Linked DNA regions of Homo sapiens: region 2 is linked to region 1. A link is a loop called in an ENCODE intact Hi-C map of the cell type or tissue named here. Cell type or tissue: PC-3. All regions are shown on one strand. Each heading gives the region's core, and the rest is flanking DNA. Links, peaks and the distances in the headings are about the cores only.

What was found. Peaks named below come from ENCODE experiments on the same cell type or tissue, not always from the same donor. Only the 100,000 strongest peaks of a DNase experiment are listed, where the experiment ranks them.
Region 2: it touches region 1 in a loop (5-fold over the local background); 2 of 110 quality-filtered maps call a loop at or near these places.

Annotation. Positions count from the first base shown.
Region 1 is chr6:32,296,578-32,301,109 of GRCh38, reverse strand. TSBP1 (testis expressed basic protein 1) reads left to right here. Exons shown (of 26, transcript NM_001286474.2): 24 at 410-430; 25 at 1,174-1,188. All of the region lies in intron 1 of TSBP1-AS1 (TSBP1 and BTNL2 antisense RNA 1), which reads right to left. Among named protein-coding and RNA genes, the nearest start is that of TSBP1-AS1, 44 kb to the right of the region's middle. In PC-3, for the core only: no CTCF peak of the experiment used is centred there; DNase peaks (open chromatin) are centred at 2,189 and 2,979; H3K27ac peaks cover 3,009 bases.
Region 2 is chr6:32,367,674-32,371,941 of GRCh38, reverse strand. It overlaps TSBP1 (testis expressed basic protein 1), which reads left to right and starts at 39. Exons shown (of 26, transcript NM_001286474.2): 1 at 39-248; 2 at 1,959-2,045; 3 at 3,128-3,160; 4 at 3,985-4,017. The coding sequence starts at 236. All of the region lies in intron 2 of TSBP1-AS1 (TSBP1 and BTNL2 antisense RNA 1), which reads right to left. In PC-3, for the core only: no CTCF peak of the experiment used is centred there; DNase peaks (open chromatin) are centred at 1,251 and 2,071; H3K27ac peaks cover 2,465 bases.

The sequences.
Region 1 (4,532 bases), core at 253-4,252:
CTGCAGTGAGCCATGTTCATGCCACTGCACTGCAGCCTGGGAGACTGAGACCCTGTCTCAAAAAAATATATTAAAAAAAAATTCGTATCAATGTCAAAAAATAATGTTAGCACACATCTTCTAAGCAAGACCATTATATGTCCTATATTTTATAAATTGTAATCTTGACATTCTAGACAAAATTGATAATGATCAATGATAAGTAAAGGTGATTTAAAGTAGCTTATCACAAGGTCTTTGTAAACTACACTGGGCAAAGAGAAGGGGGAAGGGAAATGAAGTTTCTTCACATTTAAATAAATGAAATTTAGTTGTTAATGACACAGATCCCACTCAATGCAGAGGTTTGGGGACTGGGAAGAAGGGAATGCCCAGTACCTACTGATGTGTTTGCCTTTATCTCTTTCAGTGGACAGTTCTGGAAAAATCAGTAAGTTTGGATCATTTCCTTGCCTTACCTATTTCTGTGCCTAGGACCTTTAAGTTCTTTTTCCCAAATGTTCTTGTGTTACGAGTTCCTCTACCTTACAGCAGTCAATATTTCTTCAATAAGTGATTTCCTCATATTTCAATTTTAATTCTTCTTATCTATTTTCCTTTTGTAACAAAGTATAATGGTCTTGTGTTTGATTCTAGTTATTTACTACCAAAGATTATTGGTAGCATATATTCCCAGCTAATCTATCACAACAGAGCCTATTTCCTCTGTGCTATAATCTGGCAACTAATAATTTTTACTAAAAAAGAAAATCCTCTAAGATTGACAAAAAGAATATGTGTCAGGACTAGATGTGATTTTGGTAATTGATCAACAATATACATTTTTCAAACGGACCAGAACAGTGAGCAAAAAACTGTTTTGCAGAAGACATATGAAAGACTTATCAAAGAACAAAGAAAGGCAGGAAATACAATAGTTTGAATTTCAGTAGAAGTGATTTTACCTACCCAAGATTTCAAATGCCTATATTAATTAAATGGCATCCTAAAGATAACCCTCTGTGTGGAGTGCGATATGGAGCATTGGCCAGCAACACTCCTGAGGATGAAACAGAGTTTTGTGCTCCCTCCAAGTCCTGTTTCTAAGTTCACCTAGGAAGGATACTATTGGAAGGTGGGTTTCTCTTGAGTTAGAAAATCCTCACTGATCTTTCTTTTGTGTTTTGTTTTTAGCACTGACTCCTGTGGGTAAGTTCCATATCTATTCTCAACTCTGATATTTTACATTGCTTTTAATTCTTTTGTGACCTGTCTGTTTCTACTCCCAAAATAGAGGCCTGTGCTTCTAAGGCCAATTTGAATGTTCCTATCTTCCAGAAACTTCCAAGGTTCCCCCCCGCCCTCCACTTTTCTTTTTGAGACAGGATCTCACTATGTTGCCCAGGTTGGTCTTGAATTCCTGGGCTCAAGTGATCCTCCTGCCTCAGCCTCCCAAAGTGCTGGGATTGCAGGTGTGAGCAACTGTGCCAGGCCCCAAGTTTTTAAATAACTACAATTTAAGAGATTGCTGTAGAGAAGATGAAGCTCATATGAAAGGGTGCCACAATCTCTGGCCATCTTCTAGGCTCTGAAAAAGAATCTCCTCCCTGATTCTCAGGAAAACATAATGAAAGGAAGATTGGTTTCTGAATTCCATTAGTTATTTGCTGGGAATTTAGAACTTTTTTTTAGTTATAGGTGAAGTCCCTCTGAATCATATTAATGGGGGAAAAAAACTAGTTAAAAACAAAATACCATCTCCTTTCTATTGCCTTCTAAATAACTACCTTTGAAAGACAGTAGGTATTGAGCATTGACTATGTATTTGTGCACTGTGCTAGGCACTTACAAAAGTAACATCTCTTATTCTTACCATATGCCTGCCTGGTAGGTATTATTATTCCCCATTTTACAGATTAGGAAACTAACTCAGGTATTTACCCAAGGTTAAAGAGTTGGTAAACATTGGTGTCAGGATTTAAACCCAGGATGTCCTATCTCCAAAATACACACTCTTCCCACTCTTCCCATACTAACACATTGCCTCCTATACTGAATCACAAATGCATTTTTTGTGATTAGTCAGGAAACTTTATGGAATGTTTGCAAATACAAATATACATCTACAGAAAAGCTGGATAACTAAATGTACACAAAAGGATCCTTTTAAAAATAGAAGACCGCATTTAAATCAATGTTTGACTTTTTTAACTGTTTTCTGGATTCAGATTTATCTCTATTGGGATTACTTAATATATGACTCAGCTCTTCAAGCAAGGAAACCATACAAAACAAAGTAGAATAATAACTTTTGTTTAATTCTGTAAACATATGATCAAAAGAAGCAAATAAGACTTAAACCTAGTGAGACACGTTTCAAGCATTTCAAACATTCCAAACACTGACACAAACACAAAATATGTCCTTATATTTAATCGTGTTTAAGCCTCATTCTTCTTTCTCAGTTCACACTAGAAAGAGAGTGGGTTTGGAGGGAAAGGAAGGCAGGGAGATGAAGTTGAAAGGGGCAATTAATTAATTTTTTTTTTTTTGGACAAAGTTTCGTTCTTGTCGCCCAAGCTGGAGTGCAATGGCACAATCTTGCCTCACTGCAACCTCTGCCTCACGGGTTCAAGTGATTCTCCTGCCTCAGCCTCCCAAGTAGCTGGGATTACAGGCATGTGCCACCATGCCCAGCTAATTTTGTATTTTTAATAGAGACAGGGTTTCACTATGTTGGTCAGGCTGGTCTCGAACTCCTGACCTCAGGTGATCTGCCCACTTCAGCATCCCAAAGTGCTGGGATTACAGGCGTGAGCCACTGCACCCAGCCGGGGAAATTAATTTCTTTTGATTCATGGTACAAGAAACAGTATGCATTCAGAAAAATTATAATGCGCCAACATCCCTCAAATGCTCTCCTCACATAGAAAAAGTGATAGGACTGTGATCTTGTGAGTTTCTCTTACAAAAAAAAAAGGTGGGCTCTGATGATTGATGTTGTATGTCAACTTGACTCAGAAGAACCCTGACTAATACAAGGGCTCTGAGAAGGGATCACAGGCCAAGTCTCTTCCCAGAGGTAATAAATTTTTAATGAATACTAATTTTTTAAGTTGCCAGAGAAAAATCTGTTTAATCTTTTAAAAAATTTTTTGTAAAAGACATATTCTTATTGATATACTCTTTCAAACACATTTTTCCCAATTGATTGTTTTTCTATTTTTTTTAAAAAATAGAGATGGGGTCTCACTATGTTGCCCAGGCTGGCCTCGAACTCCTGGCCTCAAGCGATCCTCCCATCTCAGCCTCCCAAAGTGCTAGGATTACAGGTGTGAGCCACTGCATCGGCCCCAGTTGATATTTTTAGAAAAAGGAGGTTAAGGTTTAAGTCAATGTTCAAAGAAAGGTTTAAGATAGATTAAACCAACAAACATCATCATCCCAGCAAACTGAGTCTCTTATTTCTCACCTCCTCATTCAACTAATAAGTATATGATCTTTTAAAATGTAATTCATAGCCTGAGAACTATAATGATTTATCCCTCTGATACTGAATAGATCTTTTACAGTCTAGATCCAATTGTGCTCTCCCTGACAACCACTGGATTAAGAACCTAAGATTAGTTTCCTAATAAAGCCCACATTCTATTTTCTATGTTAAGTATCATTTAGATAGAATTGTTAATGTGATAGCTATTTCATGATATCTTTTAGCTTTAACAAAAATTAATCCAATTTAAAAATTTTAATAATTACTTTTTATTCAGCTTGAATATATTATGATGATCCCCAAAGTCTTGATTAAATCTTTTGATTGTATTAAAATTTTGTAGTATGGGCTACTGCCTGCAATAAATGTACTTGCAGCCAGGGCTTCCAAGTCTTTATATTATGAAGATTTACACTGTATGTGTTAGATGATTATGAGGTCCAAGAGAAGGAAAAGATGTATGAACTATCTTGAAATCTGGGAGAAGGAAGAAAAGAACTTAGAATGTGGTGGAATAATGATTTGTGGCTTACTTCTGCAATGCAAAGTTGAAATAAAAGTGAACCTCACTTTATGGGATAGCTAGATTACTCAAAAATAAATCCTGTAAATCTAATCTATGTTAATTAAATTCAAGATTTAAAAGATGACAGCAAATATATTAAAATAAGGGTATGAAGATTCTATTAGAAGTAACTAGAGGTATTTTTCAGTGTAGTGGGAGAAAGAATAAAAAGTTTTTTAATTCTGTGAAATTAGGAAAGGTGTAGCTAGAATAAACACTGGGTGCTTCAGGAAATCCTATAATACTTAATTTTGGTTTACAAAGCCTATATAATTTAGAAGGTAAATTTAGGTTAAAATGAGTCATGAAGTATTACACACAGTAGCAAATAATTACCCCCAAGGGATAGTAAAACTAAAAATATTCATAGCTTAAGGAAAATCAGCTTATGTGAGGAGTACATTCCATGAAATTCTTAAGGTTAGAAACTTCAGCGGAGCATGATCTTACCATTCCACACCACCATACCCCTAAACAAAACAAAACAAAACAGTG
Region 2 (4,268 bases), core at 1-4,000, 71 kb before region 1:
ATGACACAGATTCTAGAACCTTCACAGGCCACACTCCCATCATTTGCTTAGGTCTGATCAATCTGCTCCACACAATTTCTCAGTGATCCTCTGCATCTCTGCCTACAAGGGCCTCCCTGACACCCAAGTTCATATTGCTCAGAAACAGTGAACTTGAGTTTTTCGTTTTACCTTGATCTCTCTCTGACAAAGAAATCCAGATGATGCGAGACCTGATGAAGACAATACATGGAAAATGACAGTCTTGGGTATGGACTAACTCCCTCTTTGAGGCTTCCTCAACTCTAGTAGTTCAGGAGTCTCCTCTTAGGGACTTAGGGACTTTAACACAACTGCTTTATCTTCCTTGCCTGCTTCCTTTTCAAATTCAGTATTTTTTCTTTCACTCTTATTGATTCCTCTGGAAGCCTGGGGGAAACAACCCACAGTTAACTAAGCTCTAGGCTGATAGTGCTGGTTTCTCCTTTGGTTTCTAGAGTTTAAACTGAACAAAGAAAATAACCATCCTCCGTAGCACTAGGAAAAATTCCTTAGCCCATTATCTCACTTCCTGTAGCATGGTCACTCTATATAATCTGCCTCAACTCAGAAATAATGATTTCCTCTCATTTTCCCTATTAATAGGGTGGACCATCTTCTAACTGCCCTATAGACAGGGCATTTCAGACACTAAAGGAAGAAAAGGAATATACAGTAGTACTGAGTACACCATCTAGTTATCCTTTCCTCCCCGATGAGTTATTTAACACTAGAAAAAAAAAATTCACATAATAGAGGGCATATTGACTACTTGCTGTTCATTTTAGAGGTACATTAGTAGAAAATCTCCAAAAGTTGATTTGGCAGGAGAATTTTCTCACAGGACCAAACACCTAGAAGACTCAGTAGACAAATGCCTAATCTGCCCTGGTTGGAGGTGTGTTATTATATCTTGAGATGGATTCACCTATTGTTCGTTTGAAGTAGTCTTAATGTGGGTGTAATCTACTTTCCTAGTCTTTCAGAGCTCAATATTCTTCAGAGTTTTTACTTTCACAGGCAGTTTTATGGTTGTTTTTTTCTTCTTTCCTTTCTCTCTCTCTCTCTTTTCTTTTTTTTCTCCCCCGATCCTTCATAGCCACTGCCCTTTATAACCATATGATATTGTCTAAGATTTTTCTCTCCTATGACTGCAAGACTCTATCTTACATCAATTGAATGCAGATCAATGACACATAAACAAACACAAGTTAAGCAATCCCAGCATATTTTATCCTACTAACCACAATAACAAACCTCGCAAATATCCATCTTATCATCAGGAGGTTGGCAAGTGATGGCTGAAAGGTTTTTCTGTGACAAGAAATTTCTGTCCTTTGCTGTGGCTTTCATTAATAAAACCACCTTCAGTCAGCACCCTTCAGTCAAGGTGCTGAAAGTTTTTTGATCACTCACTCATAAAAATGTTTTGAGTATGCATTGCCTATAAAAGTATATTTATAAATCTTATTTATAGCCATATATATATATATATATATATATATATATATATATACAGAAAATCTTGCAACTTTAAAGGTATGAGTTAAAATTACACAGAAAATAGAAGTTCTAATATTTTCCCCATACCCCAGTGGATAGCTTCGTAGACCACTGATTCCCTTTAACATTCTTCCTGCCTGGGGAGTAAAGGGTTCAACTGAGGAGGAAATCTGTCAGATTTCCAACTCTAAACCAAGGGTACACAGCATCTGAGGTTCTTAGTATACGACCAAAGAACCAATGTAAGAGCTAAAAATGGGCAGGGGCGGGAATGTGAGGACAGTAATATGCGGCAAATAAAAGAATAAAGGAGTTGAAGTAGCAGAAAGGGGAAAGAAAAAAAGTCTATCTGGTGGATAGTAAGAGGTGATCAGAAGTTGTTTCTGGTAATTTCCTGGTCTAAATAAGCATGTTTACAGGTGAGTTTTTGTTTTCAGAAATAACTTTGGCTGTCATCCTGACTCTACTGGGACTTGCCATCCTGGCTATTTTGTTAACAAGATGGGCACGATGTAAGCAAAGTGGTGAGTAATAATGAGTCAAAATGAAGATTTCCTGTGAAAACCACGGAGGGAGGGATGCCAAGATTCAGTCTGAGTTCATCTCACTCATCAAACAGCTAGAGACTTTGCCAATATTCTGGGAATCTGTTTCAATACTTGAGTCAAAGAATCTCTGACCTATTAGTGATTGTCCCTGCACTTTTAACTCCCAAGGTTTACATTATCAATAATGTCAAAGAAAAAGTCACAGGCCGGGAGCGGTGGCTCACGCCTGTAATCCCAGCACTTTGGGAGGCCAAGGCGGGCGGATCACAAGGTCAGGAGTTCAAGACCAGCCTGACCAAAATGGTGAAACCCTGTCTCTTCTAAAAATACAAAAATTAGCTGGGCATGGTGGCAGGTAACTGTAAGCCTAGCCGCTCGGGAGACTGAGGCAGGAGAATTGTTTGAACCCAGGAGACGGAGGTTGCAGTGAGCCGAGATCACGCCATTGCACTCCAGCCTGGGTGACAGTGCAAGACTCCATCTCAAAAAAAAAAAAAAATCACAGAGTTTAGCAAAAGTAATAAGAATATTTTAAAAGAAAATTACCTGAGCTCCAAGGGAAATTACCTGAGTTTAAAAAAAAAAAATAGAAGTGAGAAGACAGTATGTTGCTAAACACCAGTATCTAGTATTATATAAAAAGAATTGGAGACTTTTAGTGACTTAATTTGGGGAGATGATAAGAAGAGACAAATACAGAGTAGTACTTGTCGATGAAATAGAGATGGAGCTCATAAAAGCTAAGACCTATTTCTATGCCATAAGGTCTCTCTTTCCTGGATTTTTCTGTTTCTCTCCCACAACTTTCTAATCAGCTGTATTCCCTCCCTGTTTCCCATCCTCAATGCCTGTGAGCCCTCAAAGCATAAGTAGTGTGAAAAGATAGGTAAAACAGGGCTGATGGGAGATGTGGAAAATGGGTGAGAACAACAATGCATTATATCAGGAGGACCACCTTGGTAAGCAAGAAGCATAGCTTAGAGTGAGAAGAGTTTGATCAGAGGAAGAACACTTCTCCTAAGTAACTAATAAAAACATTTTGCCTAATTCTTCCACAGAAATGTATATCTCCAGATACAGTTCAGAACAAAGTAAGTACTTATACTCATGAGAAAAATAAATATAGTACTTATAGAATTTTCACAAGTCAGGAAAGAAATCTGTCTTGTTTACAGTTGTGTTTCCAGAACCTTGCATAGTGCACCATTGCATGAACTGAACTGCTTCTAAGTGAGTGGGAGAAATCTACCAGAGATTTCTGAGCAGTACTGAATGCCAAACTGGAGTTGGGGAGAATTAATTAATACTGGGTAGGCCTGCATAATTCTGAGGCTCCCTTCAGATGCTTCCTGTGGTCTGAGAGCAGCAACAGAGAACTGTTCCAGTTCAGGCACTGGAACAGATGGTTCAGTAAAAAGCCTAAATCCATTCATGAAGATGGCCTTAGTGAAGTGGCCGGACCAAAAAATATAATGTATCCTAGAATAACGAGAGTGAACACAGTTAGGGTAATTATGATTGACAAGAGTACCAACTTCAGGATGTGAAGAATTGAAGAAGACTTTCCATGGAAAGGTCTGGAGAGATGCCAAAGTTGTTAAGAAAGATAGCACAGGATTGGTATGAGGCAAAAACCAGGAGACTAGCTGCTGAAGTATCAAGAGGTAAAAGAAACTCTGAAACTCCTTCTGACTATCATTTAGCCTGGCTAATATTATAAAATTGGTGATTGACACAGTCACTTATCATCGTCAGCTCTTGTAGCTTATGCACAATTCCTAGTTCCTGCAAAGTAAATTAATTCACATCATTATTCACCATTAGGAGTTCATGTTTACATTAGTTCTCAGAGTCTTAAATAAAGCCTCATTTAATAATCAAGAAGCAAAATCATGTGCTCTCCCTTTTTTTCTAGGTGCTAGACTTCTGGACTATGAGGATGGTAGAGGTAAATAGATTAGGAACTACTAGACAGTTAATGAAGGAATATACTCTTTAGAGTGTGAATCAACTCATCTCCATTTGAGCATGATTTGTTGAGTCAGCATATCTTTCGTTTTTATAATATTCAAATGCTTATCACTCCTCTCTTTCTCAAGAAAAATTGTGCATTTTTCTCAGAAAAGGTAAATAGTTCTCCTTCTTAAGACCATCAAAAGAATTCATTTCCATCTTCTGTCTACTTCCAAGATATTAGAA